Regions from separate parts of the Homo sapiens genome. Here regions 1 and 2 are each linked to region 3. Evidence: read pairs that join two places in POLR2A ChIA-PET (ENCODE). Cell type or tissue: Panc1. All regions are shown on one strand. Links, peaks and the distances in the headings refer to the core of each region. The heading gives the core; the rest is flanking DNA. Region 1 overlaps FAT3 (FAT atypical cadherin 3). Region 2 overlaps CEP295 (centrosomal protein 295). Region 3 overlaps SMCO4 (single-pass membrane protein with coiled-coil domains 4).

What was found. Peaks named below come from ENCODE experiments on the same cell type or tissue, not always from the same donor. Only the 100,000 strongest peaks of a DNase experiment are listed, where the experiment ranks them.
Region 1: POLR2A ChIA-PET joins it to region 3 with 6 read pairs; 2 of 35 experiments call an interaction of 5 or more read pairs at or near these places.
Region 2: POLR2A ChIA-PET joins it to region 3 with 5 read pairs; 2 of 35 experiments call an interaction of 5 or more read pairs at or near these places.

What each region holds. Positions count from the first base shown.
Region 1 is chr11:92,348,456-92,353,209 of GRCh38, reverse strand. FAT3 (FAT atypical cadherin 3) reads right to left here. Exons shown (of 28, transcript NM_001367949.2): 2 at 1-1,114. The coding sequence starts at 1,097. Among named protein-coding and RNA genes, the nearest start is that of FAT3, 130 kb to the right of the region's middle. In Panc1, for the core only: no CTCF peak of the experiment used is centred there; no DNase peak of the experiment used is centred there.
Region 2 is chr11:93,670,468-93,675,221 of GRCh38, reverse strand. The region is part of intron 5 of CEP295 (centrosomal protein 295); the gene reads right to left. Among named protein-coding and RNA genes, the nearest start is that of CEP295, 11 kb to the right of the region's middle. In Panc1, for the core only: no CTCF peak of the experiment used is centred there; no DNase peak of the experiment used is centred there.
Region 3 is chr11:93,474,211-93,478,964 of GRCh38, reverse strand. SMCO4 (single-pass membrane protein with coiled-coil domains 4) reads left to right here. Exons shown (of 3, transcript NM_020179.3): 3 at 1-493. Among named protein-coding and RNA genes, the nearest start is that of SMCO4, 67 kb to the left of the region's middle. In Panc1, for the core only: no CTCF peak of the experiment used is centred there; a DNase peak (open chromatin) is centred at 1,904.

The sequences.
Region 1 (4,754 bases), core at 1,076-3,575, 1.1 Mb after region 3:
TTGCCAATGTAGACTGCCTTTAATGCTGAACATTTTTGAGGAGATCCCTTGTCTTTTGCTTGAAGAGTGAGATTGTAGCCATAGGGAAAGCTCTCCCAGTCAATCTGCTTCCTCTCCTTAATCTTGTACTCATTCAACCACTTTCCTTCCTTAGCCAGGAAGAACTGATCTAAAGGATCCCCAGCCACAATGGAAACAGATTCGATCTCTCCATTCGCTCCATCATCTAAGTCATCAACTGTCACCACTGCATATGTTGGCTCTTTTTCCAACGAGAAAGGAACATGAGTGACTACATGGATTGTTGGGGCATGTTCATTTATGCGCTCAATGTGAACATAAAGCTTTGCAGTACTGCTCACTCCATTGTTCCCATACAGTTTCATTCCCCGGTCCACAGCCAAAATTTCCAGATCATACCTATTCTTTTCATCATAATTTAATCGACCACTTAAGGAGATGACACCACTCGTGGGGTGAACTGAAAAGAGATCAACTTTATTTTTAAAGTAGTAGTAGAATTCTCCATTGGAACCAATATCTGCGTCTGTTGCAGTCACCTGGGCAACACTAGTCCTTAGAGGTGTGCTTTCTGCTATGGTAACAGAGTATGTTGTGGGTGAAAACAAAGGTCTCAGATCATTCATATCTAAAACCTGTATATTCACTTTGGTCCATGCTTCCAAATCCTCTCCTCTGACAGAACCTTTTACTATCAATAAATAATTATCCTGGATTTCCCTATTTAATATGGCAGAATTGCCACCTTTAGTTCTTATTCTGAGAAAACAGAAATCTGCAATGATGACTTCCTCTGCTTTGAAAAAGCCTTCCTCGTCTCCGGACACTATTCTGTATTTGATATCCCAGGATAGATCTATTAAGGTGATGCCCATTCTACTCTGGCTGTTGACGTAGGTCCTTGCTGCTGAGTTCTCATACACGGTAGCATTATAAATGGAATGTGTGAAGTGGAAGCCCAGGGGTCCAGTCCCTGGCAGCCCCTGGGAGACAGTGGCCAAAAGCTTGAAAAGCAGGAGGATGAGGCAACAAGCAGGAGGCCGTGTGCCCACACAGTGTCCCATAATTATATCCATCACATCATACTTCCATCCTGGAGGGAAGAAAGAGAGAGAGAAAAGATAAATTAACCATCCTAGAAGAAGGGGGAGAGTGGGAAATAACTATTAGGAAGCCATGCTTTTTAAAACTTTATCACAAAATCTTTTTACTAAAACAGCAATATAAGAAAAAATTAGAAACCTTGCCACTACTAGGTAATAAGGAACTTAAGATTACTAGAATTTAGCCCAATCTTGTAAGAATTGTTTTCAAGTGACACTTTGTTTTAAATAACACTTTTATACTACTGACAGCGTTGTTCATTGGTACAAGATTTCTTACATTCTGAAGGTCAATTTAGAGATATATTGGAAGCCTTAAGTGCATTTACCTTTGACTTAGAACTGCCTTTGCAGTAATTATCCTATAGAAACATTTAGACAATTATCTGTTATAGCACAGTTTAAAGTAAAAAAAAAATGAAGAGATGCTAAATGCCTATCAATAGAGGACTGAATAATTCATGGTGTATTCATAAAATAAAATATTATGCAGTCATTAAAAATAGAGACATAAAAGATGTGCATTTTCAGATGCAGTAAGATGTAATGCTAAGGAAAAAAGGTCATCAAACAGTATATATAGCATGAGTTCTATTATTATATAAACACCTATATGTGCAAATGAATTTTTATATTTAAAAAGGATTAACTGTGTTTTGGGATTTGGTGGCATATTTGCATTTTCTAACTTTTCTTCAATGAACATTGTTCATCAATAGTTACATAATTACTTTTATAATTATAATCTTTTTAAAATGCTTCAAGGTATTACCATCTTTTATTGTGCTTACTTTTAAACTGATCAAGGTTTATGAATAATGCAATGCCATGAGAATGAACAAAGTGTCAAGTTACAAAGCAGAGACAATAATCCCTAAGGAGTTATATGACTGGAGTGATATCCAGAACTATTCAGAACAAGGGAGGTAAGAGTGATTACTTGCAAGAAAAACTTTAGAAATTACAAGAGATACTTCCAATTACTTTCATCAATGACTATTAAATTTGGACAGTTTCTACAGTTTCATGACTATGTGGGTTAAAAGATACAAACTTTTTCCTATTTTAGCCAGTAAAATCAATCAAGGAGAAGGGAGAAAGGAGGTATTCAACAAGAAAAAGTTAAGTCTATTCATACCCAAAGGATCAGATTTTTAGAACCCCCAAATATGAGTTCTTCCATCCAGTCTTATACTCTGCAAGCCCTTGACATTCTCCTTTTCTTCCTTTACAGGGAACGTGAAGATGAGAGGAGATGGAAAATGAATTTCTTTGCAGGCATGTAATGATGTAGGCACTGTGTCAGTCATTTTTCCACTTTGTTGTATTTAATCTTCATGATAATCCTAAGTAATAGGTACTATTTTACCCAATGACATATTAGAAAACTGAGGGTCAGAGAAGTTAATCTATTTAGTTGAGACATTTGCCCAAACAATGTTCCCCAGCCGGCAAGTAGTAAAGCAGGATCTCAGACCTTAATCTTTCTCTAAAATCCATGCTTTTCCCCATCACACAATCACTCTCTCAAAATTACCTGCAAGCAAGAATGAAATAATTAAGGATCCTAGAAGCATATATGACATAATTTAATTCTAATGAAATAGTCAACATATGTCATTGATTTTAAAAAGTACAACCCATCCCTGCCCCCAGCATATCTTTTTGGTTATCTCCTCTCTGGTTTTAATGTAGTTCTAGTTATTGGCTGCAAACTGAAAAAAAAAAAAATCCCTACAGGAGTTTAACATATTAAAATATTACAAATTGTATGGTTTATAAAACCCTTTCATATCCAAGGTTAGCAAGGCACATATTATTATAACCTTTTTGTTAATGATAATATAAAACCTCATTTTCCTATCTCGACTTTATTAGTTAAGTCTAAATAGACTTAACTTTTTCTTGTTGAATACCTCCTTTCTCCCCTCTCCTTGATTAATTTTACTGGCTAAAATAGGAAAAAGTTTTTACCTTTTAACCCACATAGTCATGAAACTGTGGAAACTGTCTAAATTTAATAGTCATTGATAGAGTCTAGCAGACTCTAGATTAGAGCTCAGGCTCTCTCCATACCCCACAAGGCTTTTCTTTTTTTTTTTTTTTCAGCTCCACCTTACAGGAGACTCTCCTGAAGTGAAACCCTGAGCATGCAAATGCTGGTTCTGCCTGGGAATGTAAGATATCTTGCTGCTATCATTTGCTGAAGTATCCCGTAGAAAACATGGAGTTACAGATAGAAAAAGTCAAGTTTAATTTAGGGACTTTACAGGCATTAATAGACAGCAAAAATGAAAAGCTGAAAAAGGGAGTAAGCGTCTATAAAGGAAGTTAATTTCACATGCAGTTCTTTAGAGACATTGCATATGCTAAGTAAGTGGAACAGGCAGCCTGTGGACAGCAGCTCTGGTAACTAGGGCAGGGACCAAGTCAGATGGCCGCTGGTGACCCTGCTCAGTAAGTTCCTAGAAAGACATCACTGGGCTGCTGGTCATTTCAAAGGAAACTTTATTAAGAAAATGATACATTTGGGGTTTTCTGGATGCAGTAGGTTCAAATGTCCTACCTAGCAGAGTGGCGAAGCCCACAGTGTGATTGGGGTGTCTACTTTGTAGAGCACAGTCAACTGAAATATGGGAGCAAAAGAACCTCTCTGTAGTGATCACAGAAGTACACTAGCAGAAGCTTTAATAGTATTTTGTATGCCTCAGGAGTCTCTATTTCATCATCTCAAAAGGCTCCAAAGCAGTGGAGACATTTTTAGGCTCACTGTGGACATGTGAACACGGTAAAGTAAGCGAGTCTCTCGTAAGGGAATGTGAAGGTTAGGTTACACTCTCTCAAGGTGAAATACTGGGATCACTCCCAGAATGCTCCAGAGAAATACAAATAAAGTTTCTGCCTTATTTCCCACTCACTATCCTGTGCTGAGAAGACTTCCTGTAACAGTAATTTTGCCGATCCTTAGCCCAAGGAGTCTAGACTCCATGGTCATCAGAGAGGAAAACTTCCCCCATGAAAAATACAGTTCAACTGAACTTTTCTGAGTCTGCCCCCTCATTCACACTTTGAACTTCTACTTAAGGAAACCTGATGGGAAGTACATCACTCTATTCCCAGCATCCAGTACAGCACCCACCACACAGGAAGCAAACAACACTGGTTTGTTGAACAGAACCCTAAGTACTAATGTAACCAGAGGCCCAGATGCCTTTAATATGCTCCGTTTCCTATTCCCCAACAAAAAGCACATCTTACTTCAGGAAACTGAATCAAGAAATTATACAGGTTCAAAGGAGCCTTAAAGATCATCTGTTCCAATCTCCTGAGTTTACAGATGAAGAAACCAGGGTCCATAAAATGAAGAGATTCCCCTAATGCCAGGACTCAAGTTTCCCAGGTTCAGAGCTAATACCAAACTGAAACACGCTTCAATTGAATTAGTTTTCATTAAGTTACATTAAAATTTTAGAGCTGTGGTTTATCATTATTTTGGAGTCATCTTCCTTTTCTGACACCATATTACTCTCCCTGGTGTTATTTCTTCCTCTAAGTAGTTAACTGTTTATAAATAAACATTAAAGTGCCCTAAGGGGATAGTTACTTTTTACAAATCTTTCTGTGAATCTT
Region 2 (4,754 bases), core at 1,099-3,598, 200 kb before region 3:
AAGACAACAACATGCACTACTATGTCCTCTTCCATATCTAATCACAAAAATTCTACTGTAGTTCACATTAGTCTTATTTTCTCAATGTTTAATGACGTATTTTGAATTTTGGTCCTGAAACACTTGCCAATATATTTAAATTACACTTACTCCAGAACAAAACAACTCTCAGAAGAATGAAAGTAAACTACCTTCCCCCTTCCCTTTCCTGTATTTTGTAGTAAAGGCAGATTCAGTCCATCACAACCTATCACATACTGATGTTAAATTAATTAACTAAACTGACAAAGAATATTAAGTGCCTACTATGTGTTAAACATTACACAAGGCACTGTGAACGACAACGAGAAGTAAAATAAAATAATGGCCCCTGGCTTCAAGGAGCTCACAGTAACAGTTCTAACTAGAAGTTCTAACGATTACACATAAATTAAATAATAAACCATGCATTTTACAGATAATTTGATGAAAAAAATATCCACAAAGAAATGCTAACACTTCTGCTGGATGTCTTCTGTATTATATCCCAGTAGTGAAAACTTAGCAAAGTCCCTCAACTTTTCTGTCCCTCGGCTTTCTCAAGAAAAGTGGGTTTATAGCTATCGCTATACCATATGATCATTGTGACAATTACTGTAAGAATCAATTAATGTATAAAAAGCACTTTTAATTTTTTTAAGGCCTGTTGACAAGGCCAGAGTACAGTGGCATTGTACTCTGCACTGTAACTCCTGAGCTCAAGCGATCCTTACGCTTCGGCCTACCATAGCTAGGACTACAAGCATGTACCACCATGCCTGGCTAATTCAATGACATCACAAATGCAACACAGGTTGGGAGGGAGAAAAGTTTAAATAAGAATAGGTTGAGAATTAACCAAAGTTTTAGCTATAACATATATGAGTGTGGAATGATGAGGAGGACTCAAGTGAACAGAAACAATATAAAGGACAAGAAGGGGCTGGGCGCGGTGGCTCATGCCTGTAATCTCAGCACTTTGGGAGGCCAAGGCAGGTGGATCACTTGAGGTCAGGAGTTTGAGACCAGCCTAGCCAACATGGTAAAACTCCATTTCTACTAAAAATACAAAAATTAGATGGGCATGGTAGCACACACCTGTAATCCCTGCTGCTAGGGAGGCTGAGGCAAGATAACTGCTTGAACCTAGGGGTCGGAGGTTGCAATGATGCAAAATGAGCCAAGATTGTGCCACTGCACTCCAACCTGGGCGACAGAGCAAGAATCTGTCTCAAAAAGAAAAAAAAAAAAGAAGGGGGGATTAAGAAAATCCAAGTAAAAATGTACAGTCTGATGTGAGCAGAATTATCTGAGTAGTTTTTAAGAACTTCTCGTGTCTTGGCCCCACACCAAACGAATTAAATCAGAATCCATGGAACAGAGCCCAGTATTAGCATTGTTAAAAAGCTGCGGCCAGGCGTTGTGGCTCACACCTGTAATCCTAGCACTTTGGGAGGCCAAGGCAGGCAGATCACTTGATGTCAGGAGTTTGAGACCAGCCTGACCAACATGGAGAAACCCCTTCTCTACTAAAAATCAAAAATTAGCCAGGCATGGTGGCACACACTTGTAATCCCAGCTACTTGGGAGGCTGAGGCAGGAGAATCGCTTGAACCCAGGAGGCAGAGGTTGCAGGGAGCCGAGACTGCACCACTGCCCTCCAGCCTGGGCGACAGAATAAGATTCTGTCTCAAAAAATAAAAAATAAAAAAAAAGCTGCACAGGTGATAAATGTACAGCCAAAGTTGAGAATTACCTAGACCAGTCAGAAGATAACTAATTGGCAAATACCTGGATATACATCCAGATATGTACAATAGAGGACCTTATTCAGGGTCTTATCATTTAGGTAAAGGATTAAACTGACCACTAATGAAAACATTAACTAGCATACATATACACATATACATATATATATTTGAGACAGGGTCTTGCTATGTTGCCCAGGCTGGTCTTGAACTCCTGGGCTCAAGGAATCCTCCCAACTCAGCCTCCTGAGTAGCTAGGATCAAAGGCAGGTGCCACCACACTCAGCTTTAACTAGTTAATATTAAAGTTCAGTAAGAAACTGAAGTCACAAAACAAAAATTCAGAGATGGTAGTACACATTAGAATGCTTCACTCTACGAAGAATCTTAGTAGACTTTAAATCAATGCCTTGAAAAAATAAACCATAGGCTTCTTGACAAGGAAGAACTCTGAAGAAAACAAGTCTCTAAAATGATGTAATTTGATATACAAATGGGATTCAGTTTACACATTTTAAAGTACCAGTACTTCCAGAGTAAAGGCAATTATGTATAGATTGAATTTGGAATCCTCCCAAAATTGGGATTTGAGATTTTGATTACTATGAATCCTTATTGATTATAACAGGATTTCCAGTGAATTGCACCTAAGTTTTTAGTGAAATCAGTCCTTAGCCTGGCAGAATTAGGATGATCTGTTAATAATTTAAAATCACTTAATTTACTTCCTGTGTTCTATCTTCCAGCCTTAGTTTTGCTCCACAGTAACTATTTCTAGCCTTATCTACCCAAGTACAGGACAAAACCAGCTTTCTACTCTGGAGTACCTGACACTGGCTCATGCAGCAATGGAAAAGAAGAAAAAAAATGCCAGGCACTGTGGCACATTCTTGTAGTCACAGCTACTCAGGAAGCGGAAGCAGGAGGATTGCTTTAGCCTGGGAGTTCAAGGCTGCAGTGAGCTATCATGGGGCTGGTGAAGAGCCACTGCACTCTAGCCTGGGCAACATAGTGAGATCCCGTCTCAAAAAAAAAAAAAGGTATAAGCAAGGGAAGAAGTAAAACAAAGCTCATTTTTCTCTTGCATCTGGTATAGATACATGAGAAGTCTTCATAGCATCTCAGGGTTTTCAATACAAACTTCATTCTTTAACAGACCTATGAAAAGATTATGGTTGTTTACATTCCTAGACTTTAATATATAAGTAGTTAACTTGAACAGTTAGCATGAACTCTGAAGTATATTCACGGGAAGCTAAGTGTCACAGTAAAAAGATCATGAGCTTTATAGAAATAGACCTTGACATAAACTCTGGTTATCGCACTTACCTATTAAAGGACTTTGGTTACGTTACTTAACTTCTGACCTTCAATTTTCTTCATTTGTTAAATGGAAATATCTAACATGCAGGGCTAATGTGATTAAATTAGATATGAATAAAAAAACCTGACATAAATAAAATCTTAGGTACACAAGAAGTATCAATTCTCTTCACCATGTAAATAGCTCTCTCAAAAAATAATATTTTCTTAAATTAAGGAAAGACCTTGGTTTGAGAAGACTAAACAGTCTAGGTTTATTTCCCCAGGATTTTCAGCATTTATATTTTTATCTGCTTGGAGAAACAGTGATACAGATGCATCTATATCCTGTGTATGTGACACAATATTCTTATATGGTGCATTTCCCTGGCCCCCAAATACCCCACAACCTAGCTTTTCCCAAACTAAAATCCTATCCCTCCCTTCTATGCCATAAATTCACAACCATCTCAAGACATTCAGAAACACTGCCTTATCCCAAACACCTTTATTGGCTTGGGTAATGTATTTTTCTAAAATAATGCCTTTTAGTGAAACAAGAATATAATCACCCAGATCTTAGTTTATAAGTACCACTTCTCCACTAAAAAGAATCAGGGGTCTTTGGAGATACCAGATACGGGACAGAGTAAATTAAGCCTAGGTCATTTGCTGGGGCACAGAGCAAGGAAATGCTCATGGAGTCACGGGGACGCAAGAAACAACTTCAAGTCTCCTGCTGACCAAATTTCAGATATTACGAACATCAGTGAGAAGAAAAAGAATGACTATAATTGACTATGTAATATTGAGTAAAAAACCCCCACAAGTTAACAGTGATAGTAACAAAAGAGAAAGGAAAAAAAAACCCATTTACCACCAATGGCATTGATTATTACCCCAACCCTTTACTCTGAAAACTGGCAGAGAGGAAAAACAAGGAATATATCCTGTTTTCCTAAAAGGAACGAGGCTGGGTGCAGTGGCTCACATCTGTAATCCTAGCACTTTGGGAGGCAGAGGTGGGTGGATCATCTGAGGTCAGGAGTTCGAGACCAGCCTGGCCAACATGGTGAAACCCCGTCTCTACTAAAAACAGAAAAATTAGCGGGGCATGGTGGCAGATGCCTATAATCCCAGCTACCTAGGAGGCTGAGGTGGGAGGATCGCTGGAACCCAGGAGGTAGAGGCTGCAGTGAGCCAAGATTGCACCACTGCACTCCAGCCTGGGTGACAGAGCAAGACTCTGCCTCAAAAGAAAAAAAGAACTAAATAGTTCATGCCCACTGATTAATTCATGCTTGTCAAAGCACTTACAGAGTTTTGTTTACTTTTTATAAATTTTTGACTTTGGCTTGTTATAAATACTAAGAATTAAGACAAAAATAATCAAAAGGCATCATGGATAATACATTGCCTGGCTTTTATCATGTCACTTTGTACCGAAGGAGTGACTGAAATACAACTTTTCCGTCTGAATTTTGTTGGATCAAATGTTACATGGTAGATGGCTCAACGTACAAGCAGGAAGGCTGACAAACTGAAAGGCCTAAGAAGTGAGTATCTGGTACTTATGCTTATACAGAATATACTTGTATGTACAACTATGTATTTCTGGGTTTACTTCTACTTCATTCTTCAGATAAAAATAACTAGGTAATTTTGACAATCATCCAAATAGCCATT
Region 3 (4,754 bases), core at 914-3,413:
GGGAGGGGGACGCAAACAAAAAATGGCTTTCATATTCAGAGATGTTCATGTTGCTGAGCTGTAAGCAGGAGCACCCTGTCTTCTCTGGTCTTTGACTTGATTAAAGTATCTCCGCTTTCTTGGGAGGGAATAGGGGATGTTTTATCAGTGAATGTGCCATACACCTTATGGTCCACTTCATGTGCCTTTCAGACTTCAAAGCGCGCGCGCATGTGTGTGTGTGTGTGTGTGTGTGTGTGTGTGTGTGTGTGCTTCTTTTTCTCTCCTAAAAATCGATAAGTAGCTCCACCTGAAGAGGGATGGAACCTCTGGGTCAGGAAACAGCTGGAATCCACACTCACCTCATTCCCATTGTTTGGATCATGCTTCTTTCCAACACGTGTTCACAATCTCCAAAGGGACTGTATTTCTTCTCTGTGCTTAATGTGATTTGAAATATGTTGAATCAAAGTGAAATATTTATTTTTTGAATAAAGGAGATAATAGCCTTAAACTGGATGCTTATCATGTTTTGCAAGGAGGTGCTGTCTGTGGGTCTCCCCCTGCCCACGGGTCTGCCCCTCTTCCCTCCCCTTCCCTTTCTCCTGTGGCTCTCTCCACCTTCCCCAGCACTCCCTCTGCTCATCATTTCTGAGTAAAATTATGCTTTTTGACCGATAATTTTAAGATGGAGAGGGACAGAAAGGGTATATTAATTGGCTTGCTTTAGAAAGTGAGAGTTCTAATTAGACTGTGACGACAGGTGCTTTTTACACCAGTTAGTTTTTCCTACTTCAACTCGGTATGTTTGTGCAAACAGCAATACAGAGTGATCCTGGAAGTAAAGGTCAGGCTTGGTTTTGTTCTTAGCTGAAAGGATGCAAATTGTTGGCATTCCAGCTGAGTTTTCAATGCAAATTGGCTGGAATGGTTGCCTCATTTTATTCTAACAGCACTGCTCAGGCGGTCCTGGTTCCTGATGGAGCAGCCTCTTTTTGGAAGTCAGATTCATGGTTACTGTTCTGAGGATGTCTGTTTTCCTGTCATTGCTGATTATGGAGATCTGTGGGGAGAGAAGTGCTTTTCCTAATCCCCGTGGCTGCGCGACTCGCTCACAGATGGCAGAGGCTGTTAGTGGAGATTTGGGGCCTCTTGGAGTGAGTCTCTCTGGAAGACGAAGCAGCTATTGAAAGGAAGGACTTCTCTGGCTGATGCCTGGAGAGCCTGGACTCAGCAGGCTGACAGAGCTCTGCGGCCCCGCTCTGTGAGCTGGTCTCAGAGAGACTCCGTGTCTCCTCATGCTCACTCAAGGGCCAATGGCCCTGGTAAGAGATTTGCTAAAATACTTGCCAAATTCAGAGGCTGCTAGCATCAAGTTCCTCTGAGGTTTCTGTTTTCCTCCCCTTTATTTGGTTCTGTTATGAACTTCAGTGCTTGCTGGTCTGAGAAAGACTGCAGGCCACTGTCCCAAGGACTTTCTCATTCAGGGGCTGGAGGGTGGAGGAAGGCGTCTGCGGCCATCCCTGCTCCTCACAGGGGCTGCTGTGCGGCTGATGAGTCCCCTTCCCAGGGCAGATGCTGTGAGGATGGAGCAAGGACAGCCTGTCCACTCCAGCAGAAAGACCCCAGTCTGCATGTCTTGCAATTACCTGATCAGCATTTAGTTCCCAGTCTACCACTCAGAATTGTGGATTACTTAACCCCACTGAACCTCAGTTTCCCTGTCTGTAAAGAACTGGTAAAGTCACTTTCAGGAAGGTGAGCCCTAGTAGAAAATAAGGCTTTTAGAACAAACTTGGGTTTTGGTGCAGATTTTGCTGCTGGAACCCCTCTGAGTCCACTTAGAGGTTATCTTGCCTCATAGGATTGTGGGGAGGGTTAAGTTGAAATAGTGTATTTGTAAAGCCAAATCTAGCGCCTGGGGCTTAGTTACTCATAGTTACTGTGTAAACAATAGTAGCTTGATATTTTACATATATTTATTTCTCACACAGCCTCATGAGGTAGGTATGATTATTACTCAATCTTACACATGAAGAAGCTGAGGCAGGCCAGGAAACCTGTCCATGTCACACAGCTCTAGTGAGTGGAGGAGCCCTGGTTTGTTTATTCTTAAGCTTTTGTTACGGTACATTTTAAACATATACAAAAATAGATGCAGCATGCCTCAGGTCCCCGTTCACCATTCTTCAGCAAACCTCACTGGCTGCTCCTGCCCATCCATCTGCACTGCCCCCACATCCAGACACCCTCATGTGCACACATTCCTTGGACTGTTTGGAGCAAAACAGGAGATGGGATTTTAAACCCAGGCAGCCTGGCTCCAGAGTCCATGCTCTTCTACATCATTAAAATCTGTTGCCTTTCAATAAATAATTTTTTCTACTCCCCTGGTCTAAAGAAACCTTGCCTGCCCAGGGTATTTGAACAGCCCTCACCTGGTCATGGTGAACAGCCTTTGATGCCATCTTTAGACAAATGGGCTGTGAGTTTGGCCTGCCCTGTGGGCACTAACTCCACCCAGCCTCTGGTCTGTTGCTCAGTGAAAGAGGAGCCTCACCTGGTAGCGATATGAGAAATAATCTTTTCCATGGGCTCCTTACTTAAAACATTTCAGTGTTCTTGCTTAGGAGATTTTGTATATGATGTGAAAAGAATATAATCTTTGGGAAACCGACATTATCTGAATTCTACCTCTGCCGCTTTCTAGCTGAATGACGTTACTCAGGCCCCATGACCTGAGCCGCACTTGCCCCACATCTGTGAAGTAAGGTTTACTCTCTAAGGGATGTTGGGAGGATATATTGAAATATGAAAATGGCATACTTTGTGCCTAGTACATTATGGAGGCCCCATAAATGGCCATTCCCTTTTCGTCAGTGTGTTCAAAAACTCAGAATATAAATGAAGGCCTGCTTCCCAAGGCTCTACTGGCCAAATGGACATGCCACACACAGTGTAATAGATCCTTTAGGTGCTTGTGGCTCTGTTTTCACCACTGTTTTTCTCTTTGTTGTCCATCAGGAGGCCTAGTTGGTTTGAACTGGACCTTCAGAAGGCAACTACTAGACAGGCTTGGTGAAGGCAGGCTGAAAATGGACCTTTAAAAGATAACAATTTTGATGTGAGTCACCTGGCAGGGACCAGATGCCAATTTACTGTGGACTTGCTCGGTGGAATTTTAACAATTCTCAGGGGAAATAGTACTCTCGTATGGGTGTACTTGGTAATGATTTGAGACACCAGGTTCCAAATTATTTCCAGCTATTCAATGGCTTCAAGGCAATACTGAATTATTTATTAGGAGTTTCACAGAAAGTCATGCTGGGGTTCCTGCAATAGAATCTAGGACTCTTGGCTTTCGGAGTCCTCATTACCAAGCCTAATGTTTCTTGAAGGGCAACTTCCGAGTTGGAGACAAGAATAGAAACCATTGTCATTGATTTAAAAGGTGTCATTTGATGTATTTTTTTTAAAAGTCCTGATACCAAGATGTGTTTGTGTATTCATTTTCTGGCCAACGAAAATCTTGGTGATTATCATTGTCATTATGGAGGGTATGAGACTGAGAGAAGAAGGATCTAGACCCAGTCTGCCACTCAGAGTGTGACATTGGCCAGGCACCTCATATAGGTATGTTGGACCATAGAATCTCCTGAGAGCTCTTGTATCCCAGAGATTCTGTGAACGTAGAGTTAACAAAATACCTATGTGAATGAATAGATTTACTTGGAGCTCAGAGAACCAACGGCACCTGGTCTAAGAGGTCTGAGGATAGAAGCTACAAGGTAGACTGTGTATCTCCTTGTGATCTTCCCAGAGCTCTATAAATGCAGCGGTTGCTACCAACTGGTCATGAGTCTAAACCTGTAAAGGTTAAGTTCAGTTTGATTGGTCCTGAGGCCGCCAGCTATAAGTTTTCCTGGTCAGTTCAAGGACAGAGCAAATATGCACCCATCCATCCTTCATGTGTCCTTCATGAGGTAAGATAGGGAACCTGCAGCCAAGCTCGTCTGTGAACTGGAGATGGTTAAGACATTGCCGTAGGTCGCTAGGAAAATTTGAGAGATGATTGTCCTTCCCTCTTCCCCAAAAGGGTCTCACACCATTAATTACTTGTCAGAGGTAGAAAAATCAGGAAATCTGTTGAAATTATGGCCCTCAGGTTTTTTTTTTGGAAGTCTACTATCACATTCCCTATAGCTCTGCCTTGAAAATATCCCATACAGGATATTTTTCAAAGATGTCTGCCTTTGAATGTATTTGAAACTGTCTAATTCTGTGTTCTGTACAATATTTGCCACAGACTTTTCCTTAAACATTAGAAATGAGATACAGAATTTTGGGATCAAGAAGATATATGAATAGCTTCCTCTAAATCTTTTGAGAGTATCTGTACTAGAATTGCAGAAGGGTTTGTACGTCTTCTGGATCCGTGTCCCCCTTCCTCCATGCTTCAAATATCAGGCAGAGCAACTGTGCACATATGGTTTGCCTCTACACAGCAAACCTCTTACTCTATCAGGCCTAATTTTTTCTTATGAATCATGTACTTCAGTAGGCAGTCCTCTTCTGAGTATTTTCTCATTACAAGGCAAATATCCCTGACTTCAGTGTATTTCAGTCTTGTCATGTGTATTATCTCCCTGCCTGCCAGTTCTTTGGAAAGGAGCCAGTCTTTTCAAAAAGCTTTTAGTCCCTTGAACTGTTGAGTGACAACTTAAGGAATGTGGAGCTGAGAGAGGATTTGGATGCTCAGTAATGTCATGGTTAAG